2 separate regions of the Mus musculus genome follow, and region 1 is linked to region 2. A link is a loop called in an ENCODE intact Hi-C map of the cell type or tissue named here. Cell type or tissue: left cerebral cortex. All regions are shown on one strand. Links, peaks and the distances in the headings refer to the core of each region. The heading gives the core; the rest is flanking DNA.

Region 1 (5,373 bases), core at 261-5,260, 260 kb before region 2:
GCTGAAATGATGGGAAGGGTTTGCCACAGACAGGAAAGCTTTGGCTGGACACAGGGGGATAGTAAGGTTTAGATGGGAGGCCAGGTGCATGACATATTCCTGTAGTGACTAGAATGACACAGGGCAAGCCTAAGATGATTTAGCAAGAATGTCTCAAAGACATCAACTGAGCTGGGGGAGTAGTTCAGGGTTTGTCTAACATGTGCCAGACCCTGAGTTGAATCTCCAGCAGTGCATGAAACTTCTTCTAGTGGTGCATACCAGTATTCCCAGCACGCGAGAGCTTGGGACTGGGAGACCAGGAAACTAAGGTCATCCTGGGCTATGGAAGGAGATGAGAGAGACTGTATCAAAACAAACAAGAGGTGTAGGGTAAGTAAGTGGTAAGAAAGGAAAAGAAAGAAAGAAAATAGGGAGAGAAAAGAATGCAAAAAGGCAAAACACATTTGGGAAAAAGCAAAGGAAAAAAGGACATTTGTGGGGAAATAGGCCAGGTATGGTTGGTTGAGGTTTTTGATAGTTGATCACTGAAAACAAAAAACAAAACAAAAAACCAGTCTGTTGGTAATGACAGAAGAAAGATTGAAATCTGAACCATCATATATTGGTCTGGGTATTAGGTATGAAGGAACAGATTTTTAAATTTACAATCTAAAGAATTTTCAAATTATTTAATTTTCTTTATTACATGTGTATTTTTGCCTGTGTGTAGGCCTGTGTATCAATGGTGACCATGGAGGGCAGAAGAGGGTGCTGGATTCCTGGAACTCAAGTGACAGATGGTTGTGAGCTACTATGTAGGTGCTAGAAATCCAATTCTGGGCTGGACTGTGGTGGCACACGACCTTAATCCCATTTCCAGGACAGTCAGGGGCACACAGAGAAATCCTGCCTTTAAAAACAAAAGAAACGAACGAAAAGTCCAATTCTGGTCCTCTTGAAGAGCAGCCAGTACTTTGAACTGTTTTGTTGTTTTGTTTTTGGAGACAGGGTTTCTCTGTGTAGCCTTGGCTGTCCTGGAACTCATTTTGTAGACCAGGGTGGCCTCGAACTCAGAAATCTGCCTGCCTCTGCCTCCCCGAGTGCTGGGATTAAAGGTGTGTGCCACCACGCCCAGTTCTTTCCACCCCCACCCCTGGACTTTTAATCCTCAGCCTAAAGAATCTGTGTCAGTCCTCTGTGCTCTGTGTCAGTCCTCTGTGCTCTGTGTCAGTCCTCTGTGCTCTGTGTCAGTCCTCTGTGCTCTGCAGATGATTAACGAACAAACGCCCAAAAGGTCACCTGATTCCCCAGTTACTAAGCTCAGTGGTAGAATTCCTGGGCTGAAAATCCATCTTCTTCTTACTACCAAGGAGTCTGATATGGAAGGAAATTTGTTCCAAAGGATGGGAATATAGACAGAAGAGGAAGGCAGGCAGGGATGGAAACTAACATGGGTGTAGGACAAAGGCAGGTTTTCTGTTTGAAAACAGAAAATTAGTTCATAAGAAAGAGGGATGGGGGATGTAGTTCTGTTGGTAGAGTACTTGTTTAGCGTTCATGAAGCCTCGAATTTGATCCTAAGAACCACCTAAAACTGGGAAAGGGGTGCATGCCTGTAACCCCAGCCCTGACTGTCATCCTCAGTTACACACTGAGTTTAAGGCCAATGGTGCACATGAGACAGTCTTCACACACCCCATTCACTACCAGCAAAACAGAACCAGACCACACAACACTTACTGCAAAATCTTGTCTAACTTCTTCCTCTCACAATTTAGAATAATACCTTGCGCAAACTAGCACACTTTTACATCTTGCAGTGAATAAAGAAAAAGTCACAAAGATAAACAGTTTATTTCTAAGAGGCAGCTTTATCTCAAAAATTGTGCAGAGAGAGAGAGTAGTAGAGACAGGCTTTCCTGATTAAAGCAGTCTACTAATGTCTTCTCCTTCTCTCTTCCCCCTTCTGTTTGTTTGTTTGTTTGTTTGTTTGTTTGTTTGTTTGAGATAGGGTTTCTCTATGTAGCCTTGGAACGACTATGGAGACCAGGCTGATCTTGAACGCACAGAGATCCTCCTGATTCTGCCTGTGCTCTTACAACTCAGTAATAAAGACACATTCTATTTCATTTGTTTGAAAATTCTTTGGTGCTGGGTCTAGCTTCAAAGAGAGATACTGATAGTCTACAGAAGAAAGCCCAAAGATGAGCTCCAAATGATAGTCTAGAAATGATACAGTCTAGAAATGATACAGTCTAGAAATGATACAGTCTAGGGATCTTGATTGGATCTGTTTTCACTGATAGTTAAAAGAATGAAAGGGTGGTTCAGGTCTTTAATCCCACGGCTCAGGAGACAGAGGCAAGAAGATCTCTGTGAGTTTGAGGCCAGCCCCATCTACTAAGAGAGTTCCAAGATAGCCAGGGCTGTTACACAGAGAAACCATGTCTAGAACAAACTGAAAGGAAAAAAAAAAAAAAAGAACTGTTAAGACTAGAAGAGTTAAAAGGCAAAGCACAACAAGCAGTAGCAGAATTAGCAGTTAAAAAGGCGTTTATTGCAGGCAGTAAACACACAGAGAAAAAGACCTTCTACAAAACAGAGAGGGGATTTGAGAAGCTGAAAAATCCAGTCTCTTCTTGAGGCCTGGGGGTTGTAAAACCTCTAAAACCTCCCTGACCTACTTTAGTGTTGGTCAGTTTGAAGGCAGAAAGGATGGATGGTTGATCGGTCCACTACAGTTGTGTAACGTGTTCTAATCAGGCTTTGAACTTATTGAACCAGTCCATCAGCAGGTGACCTGCAGGTAGATGATAAAAGCTTGCCAGGTTTTTGTCTCAAATCAGGAGGTTAAAAAAAGCTGGCCATCTTGGAAATTCGCCATGGCTCATGTCCCTGTTTGTCTACTAAGGGTCTGCCCAACTCCTCGTCTCTCAATACTAACAAATCGAAAAGAAAACATAGGTTTGGCATAATGGAACCTACAGCTTCGTGCATGCCAAGCACGAAGCTCTGCCAGCAGAATTACCCAGCGTCAGATATATGACAAAAGATTAGGCTAGGCGACCTGAACTCTCTGCTTTTTGAGAAAAAAAAAAAAATGAGAGTAAGAGTTTCTCAGTAAGTCTGGGTTTTGTGTGTGTGTGTGCGTTTCCTTGAAGAGTTGGAGCACAGAACGGAAAAAACGGAGGCAAGAGCAGCAGTCATAGACGGAAAGATTATCGCTTGGCTGCCAGCAGGAACCGCCACTAGATTAGGCCGGCCCTTGCTCCGCAAAGCCGGACACGCCCTACACTACGCCCAGCGCACAAAGCCCTATGGGACTTGTAGTCTTTCGCCTATCTGCTCCTAGGAGGCGGAGAGACCCTGCTGTACGTAAATGAATCTTTCTTCCCGGCGTCGTCTCGGTTTTCTCCCTTTGCGAAAGGCCTAGTAGGGAAAGTTTGAAAATTCCCGCGGAGTCGGCGCCAGAGGCCGGAACCCTCGCGAGAAGTCCGAGCCCCGCAGCGCGATCTGCGATCGGATCCCCGCCCTGGCCACGATCCTTCCCTGGGCGGAGAGGCTGTGTGTGTGGGGTTCGGGCAGTGCGCCCGGGGTAATGCGCAGAGCGCGGCCCGAGCGGTGCCAGCCCAGTAAGTCGAGTCGCCAGCGGGGAGGACGCGGCGCGGGCGGTGGGACGAGTTCGAAGCCGGGATTGGGCGAAGGAGCACCCGGGGCCTGAGGGGACCGGCGAGAGACTGAGCGAGAAGCGGCTTCCGCGGGCCCGGGGCGCGCGCCGGGCCGTGTCTCCCGGGAGATGCTGTGACGGACCGCACGGAAGCAGCGACGCCGGGGCCCTTGGCGGCCTGGCCCGCGGGCTCAGGTAGGGTGGGGAACCGCAGGCCCGCGCGCCGAGGGCGGGGCGGCCGGGGCGGCGAGGCCCGGGGCCTAGGCCGGGCGCACCGCCTCGCGGGGAAGCGGCGTCCGCGAGCCGCGACCGGTGCGGCTCGTTCCAGCGCTCGGGCGTTAGTTACATAACCCTGGCGGCGGGTGCCGGCACATGGCCGCAGAGTCGAGCCTCCGGGCTCGTCTCCCGCGCCCGCGGGCGGGATCTCCGCCCCCCGGGACGAGTCTGACTCGAGACCCCGGGCCGTCAGGGTGTAGCGGAGCGATGGAGACCTTTGTGGGGCGTTCCCCGCGGACAGCCGCGGGCGCTCCGAGTCTCTCCGGCGTTGGCGTGAGCTCCACATGGTCCTGTGCTTGGCTCGGGTGAGTCCTGGGCGGGGGAAAAAGTTTCACTCGCGAAGCGGGCCACAGGGCTGAGTGGATCTGGTCCAGGACATCTAAGAGAACCGTGTCCGGAGCTCATCTGCGAGCTGTAAGGCCCATGACTTTTGCCTTTGGTTGACTTTTTGGAGAGTCGACTCTGCTTTTTGAATTGATAGGTACACACATGGTCCTTTTGAGACAGGTGGTTTTTGTTGACTTTGTGGAACCTTTCTTTTTGGTACCGTGAAGAATCACATCCAGGTCCTCACACATGTCAGGCAAGCGCTCCACCACTTGAGTTGTGTCCCCAGCATGGGATCTTGTGATTTTTCGGTTCCTAAAGCAAACGGCAGCCATTCTTAGAGGTGTGTTGTTATAGGAAAGTGAGCGTTGTTATTTTTGTTTATTTTTGATGCCAGTGATCGAAGCTACCACCTCGAGCTTATTAAGCTCGAGCCCCGCCACTGAGATCTAACCAAGTCGCTGAGTTTGGGTGCTTTTTTTTTTAATAGACAGTTGGAGACATTTTTTAAAGAGCGTGGATTCTTTAGAAGAAAATATAATTTGGTTTTTGATATACTAAAGAATCTGTGGGCTTTAAGAACTGTCTTTAACTGTCAGCCTCCCAGAAGACAGACGTTGTTGGGTGAATTTACCTATTTCAAGCGGTGATGTTTGTGCTATGGGGAGACTACATTCCGTGATTTAGTTTGTAGTTTTAGTGGTTCTGAGGATGGCCTCGCACATGTTAGGCGCAGAACCTGCTTCTGAGAGGACCTGCTCTTTACTCTTGAGAGACACTTATCACTTTGTAGCCAGGGGATCCTTGAATTTTTCTCTGTCCTTGCCTCAGCCCAGGGAATAACCGGGATTACAGGTGGGAACCACATAGTAATTTAGTAGTAAAATGTTACCAGTTTGTAAGGCAACCTAATTATTTGTAAACATTTAAAGTTGGAGCACAGATCTCCACTTAACAAATAAAGCATAGATCCTAACTTTATTTTTTTTATTATTTTATTTTATTTTTGGCTTTTTTTTTTTTTTTTTTTTTTTTTGAGACAGGGTTTCTCTGTATAGCCCTGGCTGTCCTGGAACTCAGGCTGTCCTCGAACTGAGAGATCCGCCTGCCTGCCTCTTCCT
Region 2 (5,331 bases), core at 332-5,331:
CAGTTTGAGAATGGAAGCACTTATAAAAGGGAAGAGAGAGAGAGAGAGAGAGAGAGAGAGAGAGAGAGAGGCTTTTTTTCATGTATCCCAAGAGAATCAGACTCTCCAGGTAGAAAGACATTTTAAGCATCAAACAGCAATGCTATAGCTATGTGCCAGCCAATGAGGGAGGCACTGGCTATAAGTGACTCTTGGACATTTGCAACAGGGTCAGCCCTAATTGAGATGTGCTGAGTGTTAACCACATCAGAGCTGCAGACTTAGCAGGAAATCTTGACAACTACTTGTAACTCTGCTATACAGAGGAGTAAAGCCACTAAGACCATTTCCACCTGGTAAGTGGGACTGCTAGTCAAGTTTTAGAATTATCTTCCACGCCTTTGAATAATGCTTCTCCAGCCTTGAGTCTGATGCAAGCCAGAACTGTCATTTAGTATTTCCCAATTTCAATTCTCATTTAAAAGCTACAAGAAAAAAAAAGAGAGAAACCAGTAGTTTCCGTTCTCAAGCAATCTGATTATGATAACTTAATAAGAAAAATAATTTAAAACCAGCCATAAAGAAACCAGCAGGCACTATTAGAAAGAAAAATTACTTCAAAGGCACAAAAATTGCACAAGATACAAAAGCCCCAACTGCTAAGCAATTTGTGAAAAAAAAAAAACTTTAATTAAGCTTTTCTAAAAATGTAGGTCTAAATGCTGACTCTAAGATTCATTTTAAAAGTGAAATGGACATGGGGTGGGTGCTTTCTGTATTGCTCGAGTACCTGCAAATGCAGACAAGTATACCATTAACTCTATGCAGAGGGAAACAACTAGGCACATGGCAAAGGCCTGCAGTGCCAGGGATGCTGAGTTAACCAAGGGTGGGGGCTCAGGCGGGAAGGCGTTTGCAGAGAAAACATGGAAACCTGAGTCCTGATCCCCAAAGACCCACACCCATAACCTGAGTGCGTGGAGGATGGAGGCAGACGGAGCCGTGGACACTGACGGACAGCCAGCCCAGCAGGATCTGAGCTCCAGGGTCAGGAACAGAACATGTCTCAACAAAACAGTGGACAGTGACAGTCACGTGACATCACACTACACAGGCACACACATGCATACCACATACACAAACAGAAACAGGGAGCTGGGGAGGTAGCTCCAGGGCAGAGCACTCGCCCAGCGCGTGTGCAAAGCCCAGGCTTTGACCCCTAACAAAGAAGGACAATGATAAATATAACTTTCCTAACGCCAACCACTCAAAAGGAAAATAAACCCTGCCCCAAGTTTCCTTGGACTGAGTAGGCTGTGGTCCACAGGCATTGTGAAATTTTTAAAAATGGTGCTAGGTCTGGAATTCAGGGCCTTATACGTGCGAAGTGGTCTACCACTGAGCTACAATCCCCTTGCCTTAAGAGGCTTATTTTAAAAATGAAAAACTCAAGAATATACTGGGTAAGTAAATTTTGTTATTGCTCTGATATTTTTTAAAAATCATTCTGAGGGAGGGACTGGGAGGAGAGGAGGCAGGGGAGGCAAGGATCGTGAGGTAAAGTTAATTAATTATTTAATTAATAAAAATTATAAAAATCATTCTGCCATATTCAATTGTTAAAATATAGCTCTGGGGAGGGGTGCAAGTCTAGAATCCTTCTGAGTTTATCAAAATGCCAATGGGGGGGGGTCACCTTTGCTTTTTTTCTTTTCCTGAGACATGGTTTCACTATATCCTAAACTAGCCCTGAACTCTATGCATCCCAGGCTGGCCTCCAACTGGTGGGTAATCAGCCTCCTGAATGCCAGGAGCACAGACTTTTACCACCATGCCTGGGAAGAATAATTTCAATAAAGAAAGGATGTTAAAAAACAAAACAAAAACTTAACAAAATCAAGATCAGTGAACAACAGTTAATAGCTTCTGCAGTGTACTAACTTACCATGCAAAAAAGGCCATCTTCAGGTGTCAATTCTTTCCGCCCTAGAGTTTCATTAGCTAAGGGCAATCTTGAGGCTACTTGGCAGGTGACACATTCCTGAGAAACTCTTTCCTTGTGCATTTATATGCCAAGCTCAATTATGCTGCCAGCAGAGTAAGCAGAAAGGATTGTACATATTTTAAACTAAGAAGTTGATTGGCCGCAGCTTCCAGCCTTGATGGAAGGGATAATGGGCAAAGCTTTGAGTACGATCCCCAAACACCGAAATCACTCTCAAAGAAAAGGATCTTCTAACACTGCCAAAATTCCCATTAGAGTATCCTATTTTTAGTCTTTGCAATCGGCCTTTTAAATTGCATTCTACGGTACAATGTGCTTAACTAAGTTTACACAGAGAATAAGGAAGCTTCCTAAGGCTTTAATCCTTTTAAACATGGGAAGGAATTTTAAGCTTTCAAATATTAAAATTTTTCAGCCTGAAATTTCAGTCTTGCAAACATGCATATTAAAAAGAAAAGGTAAATCTTGGCCCACAGGGAGGGAAAGAAGGGAGGCACTCGGCGGTTCCTGACAACCAAAGAGGTAGCTGTGGAGGGGAAAGAAGGTATATGGGGGCAAATAAAAGCTACCCGCAGGGAAGCTGGCACAGGCGACGGGCCACCGAACAGAGACACCGACGCGGAGTAGAAGCTGCCGGGTCCCCGGGGAGGGGAGCGCGCGCGGAGAAATTGGCGCGACGCGCGACAACCGCGTACCCGCAGAAAAGCGGGGAAAACAGGAGATCCGAGAGGGGGCGGATGCGAGAGGGACCCGCTGCAACTCCGGGGAGGACAGCGCCCGGGGAGGAGCCAGCGACTCCCCACAGCTCGGCGGTCGCCGCCAGCCGGCTGATCCCCTGCAGCCGGGCTGCTGGTCTTACCTGGGCATCCGAGGCAATGCAAGGGCTACCGCCGGGCGCCGGGTCTGTTTCCAGCCCCGCGCGCTGACATGGCGGCCGACGAGCTGTCACACCGCCGGCTCGGGTCTCCCGCGGCACTGGAGGATCGGACACCTCTAGCCTTCCCGCCCCGCCTCCCTCTGCGCAACCCTCCCGGCTGGCGGCCGGACCGAGGAGCATAGAGTGCGAGACCGCGGCTAGAGAGGAAGTGCGGAGGGCGGGCGACCATAGAGTTCCAGCACGGACACACCCGGAGAGTCCACGCACAGGAGCCTGGGGGCGGAGCCTAGGCGGAAGCGGAAGCGAGTGAGCAAAGGACTGAGGCTAGGTCGTTCGCATGCGCCATTCGTAATGTTTACTTCCGCCCGGCCTAGTGTGGTGGTGAAATGTGTGCACGTGTGATGGGGTGCTCTGCGTTCTTCGCAGAGGCTACCTTAACTGGTGTTTGAGGTGGACTTTAGAGGAGGATGAGGGGACCGGCGATGCGGCTTCCCCCGCGGATCGCGCTGTCAGCGTTGGCCCGCGGCCCATCTTGCATTCTAGGGTCCGGAGCGGCGACGCGGAAGGACTGGCAAACGAGGAACCGCCGCGGCTTCTCTGACTTCAATATAGAGCCGTTGCCTGATTCTGATTTGGAGGAGTCGTCCCCGTGGACATCCAGGAATCGATCGGAGCCTACGCGTCACATAGCATGTAAGAAAGCGGCCAGGAACCTGGTACGGGACCTGCTGGAGCACCAAAACCCATCCCGTCAAATTATACTAGAGTGCAATCCAGGTGAGTTGAACAGAAGCTTTGCCCTTAGCGTTTACGTGCCCAATATCCTAAATTAGTGTTTGTTTATTGTGTATGCGCGCGTGTTTAGGTCAGAAGACGACTTAGCGAGAGTCAGTTCTCGCCCTACACTTGTGATCTCAATGATTGAAACGAAGTGTTCAGGCTTTACGCCAACCGCCATTGCCCTCTGAGCGTTCTCATTGACCCTGAATTGTATTTTTTTCTTTCTTAAGCATCACTTCTTACTGACAGTCATTTCGTTTAGACTTGACAGTAATTTTTATGGCTAAACATTCAAATAGTCCGTGAGTAAGAGGTAGTCGCAATCTTACATACTATCTTATATACTTGTTTTTCTTCTAGGAAATAGTGACATTTGTTAGGACAGTAAGTGTTGCTGTCACTGACAGACAGAAGGCTGTACAGCTTACCTGTTGAGATGTTGTGGGTTCAAGGTAACTGCCTAATCATAGTTTTCTATATGCAAAAAGAATGTTATCTGGAAACATTGTGTCGTTGAAGCTTGTGTAAAGTCGACTTTGAAAGTGACTGTGGCCGGATGCAATGGCACACACCTTTAATCCCAGCAAGAGGCAGACTGATCTGTGAGTTGGAGGCCATCGAGGTCTACAGAGTGAATTCCAGGACAGCCAGAGCTACACAGTGAGATCCTGTCTTAAAAATAGAGGAAGAGAAAGACACACACACACACACACAGAGAGAGAGAGAGAGAGAGAGACAGACAGACAGACAGACAGACAGATAGAAATGGAGAGACAGAATCAGACAGTATGTTGTTTATTTTGCAAATAAAGTTTTTCTGTTAATATACCAGGTCCTGGAATCCTGACTGGGGCATTACTTAAAGCTGGTGCCAGAGTGGTTGCCTTTGAAAGTGAAAAGACTTTTATTCCACATTTGGAGGTATATTTTTATGTTCCTAAAGTAATATATCTATAAAGACTAGGACCTGTTGAGTGTTCCATGCTTGTTGAGTTTCTGAAAGCTTGGGAGTTCTGAAATCTCTTTTCTAGTTCCTACTGGGGCCCCGAAAATGATAACCTCAAAGCATGACTCATTAATAATAAGTGAGTATTTTGGAATAAAGGACAGTTGGAAGCCCTCAGGTGTAGCTTCAGGAAGAAAGTGTTTCTGCCCTCCTGTTCTTCAAATCAAGCCCTAGAGAGCAGAACTCCTATTCTCAGGATAGACACAGAAGCTAGGACCACCTCACTGCAAAAGAAATGATAGGCCTGAGAATTACTGTAAGCTTTCTGTGTGAGAACTGCCTTTGGCCTACCTTGATTCATAGAGGATCGGGAGTTCTTTTGTCAGAAGCGTTCACCCTCTGCCCAAGAGGAACGAATGACAAACGTAGAGAGCCTAAGAATCTGAACGGAGCGGCCCTGGGTCTGCTTCCACCTTTGGTTGGTTCAGGTCACACCCCTTTTATTCCAGCTCATCCCCACAGAGCTGCCCATTCTCCATTGACTCTCAGCGTGAAGTTGGACACTTTCTCTAGATCTACATAGGAACACTTGTTACATAGGCTCCCATTAATTTGTGGTTACACTTTTCAGTTGTTAATCTACCTTTTGTTAAATGAGTGTAGTTTATTCCCTTAAGATCAGGAGGAACTATGTCCCATCTTACCTTCCTATACAGTCTAGCTGAATGATATATAATTGGTCAC

What was found. Hi-C counts contacts between places; a loop is a spot of excess contacts. Peaks named below come from ENCODE experiments on the same cell type or tissue, not always from the same donor. Only the 100,000 strongest peaks of a DNase experiment are listed, where the experiment ranks them.
Region 1: it touches region 2 in a loop (6-fold over the local background); 4 of 42 quality-filtered maps call a loop at or near these places.

What each region holds. Positions count from the first base shown.
Region 1 is chr1:179,801,824-179,807,196 of GRCm38, reverse strand. Ahctf1 (AT hook containing transcription factor 1) reads left to right here and starts at 3,182. Exons shown (of 36, transcript NM_026375.2): 1 at 3,182-3,844. In left cerebral cortex, for the core only: a CTCF peak has its summit at 3,230; DNase peaks (open chromatin) are centred at 3,396, 4,021 and 4,160; H3K4me3 peaks cover 2,369 bases; H3K27ac peaks cover 1,488 bases.
Region 2 is chr1:179,544,129-179,549,459 of GRCm38, reverse strand. Tfb2m (transcription factor B2, mitochondrial) reads left to right here and starts at 3,184. Exons shown (of 8, transcript NM_008249.5): 1 at 3,184-3,638; 2 at 4,474-4,562. The coding sequence starts at 3,329. It overlaps Cnst (consortin, connexin sorting protein), which reads right to left and starts at 2,931. Exons shown (of 11, transcript NM_146105.3): 1 at 2,844-2,931. In left cerebral cortex, for the core only: a CTCF peak has its summit at 2,802; DNase peaks (open chromatin) are centred at 2,738, 3,102, 3,449, 3,762 and 2 more places; H3K4me3 peaks cover 2,486 bases; H3K27ac peaks cover 1,486 bases.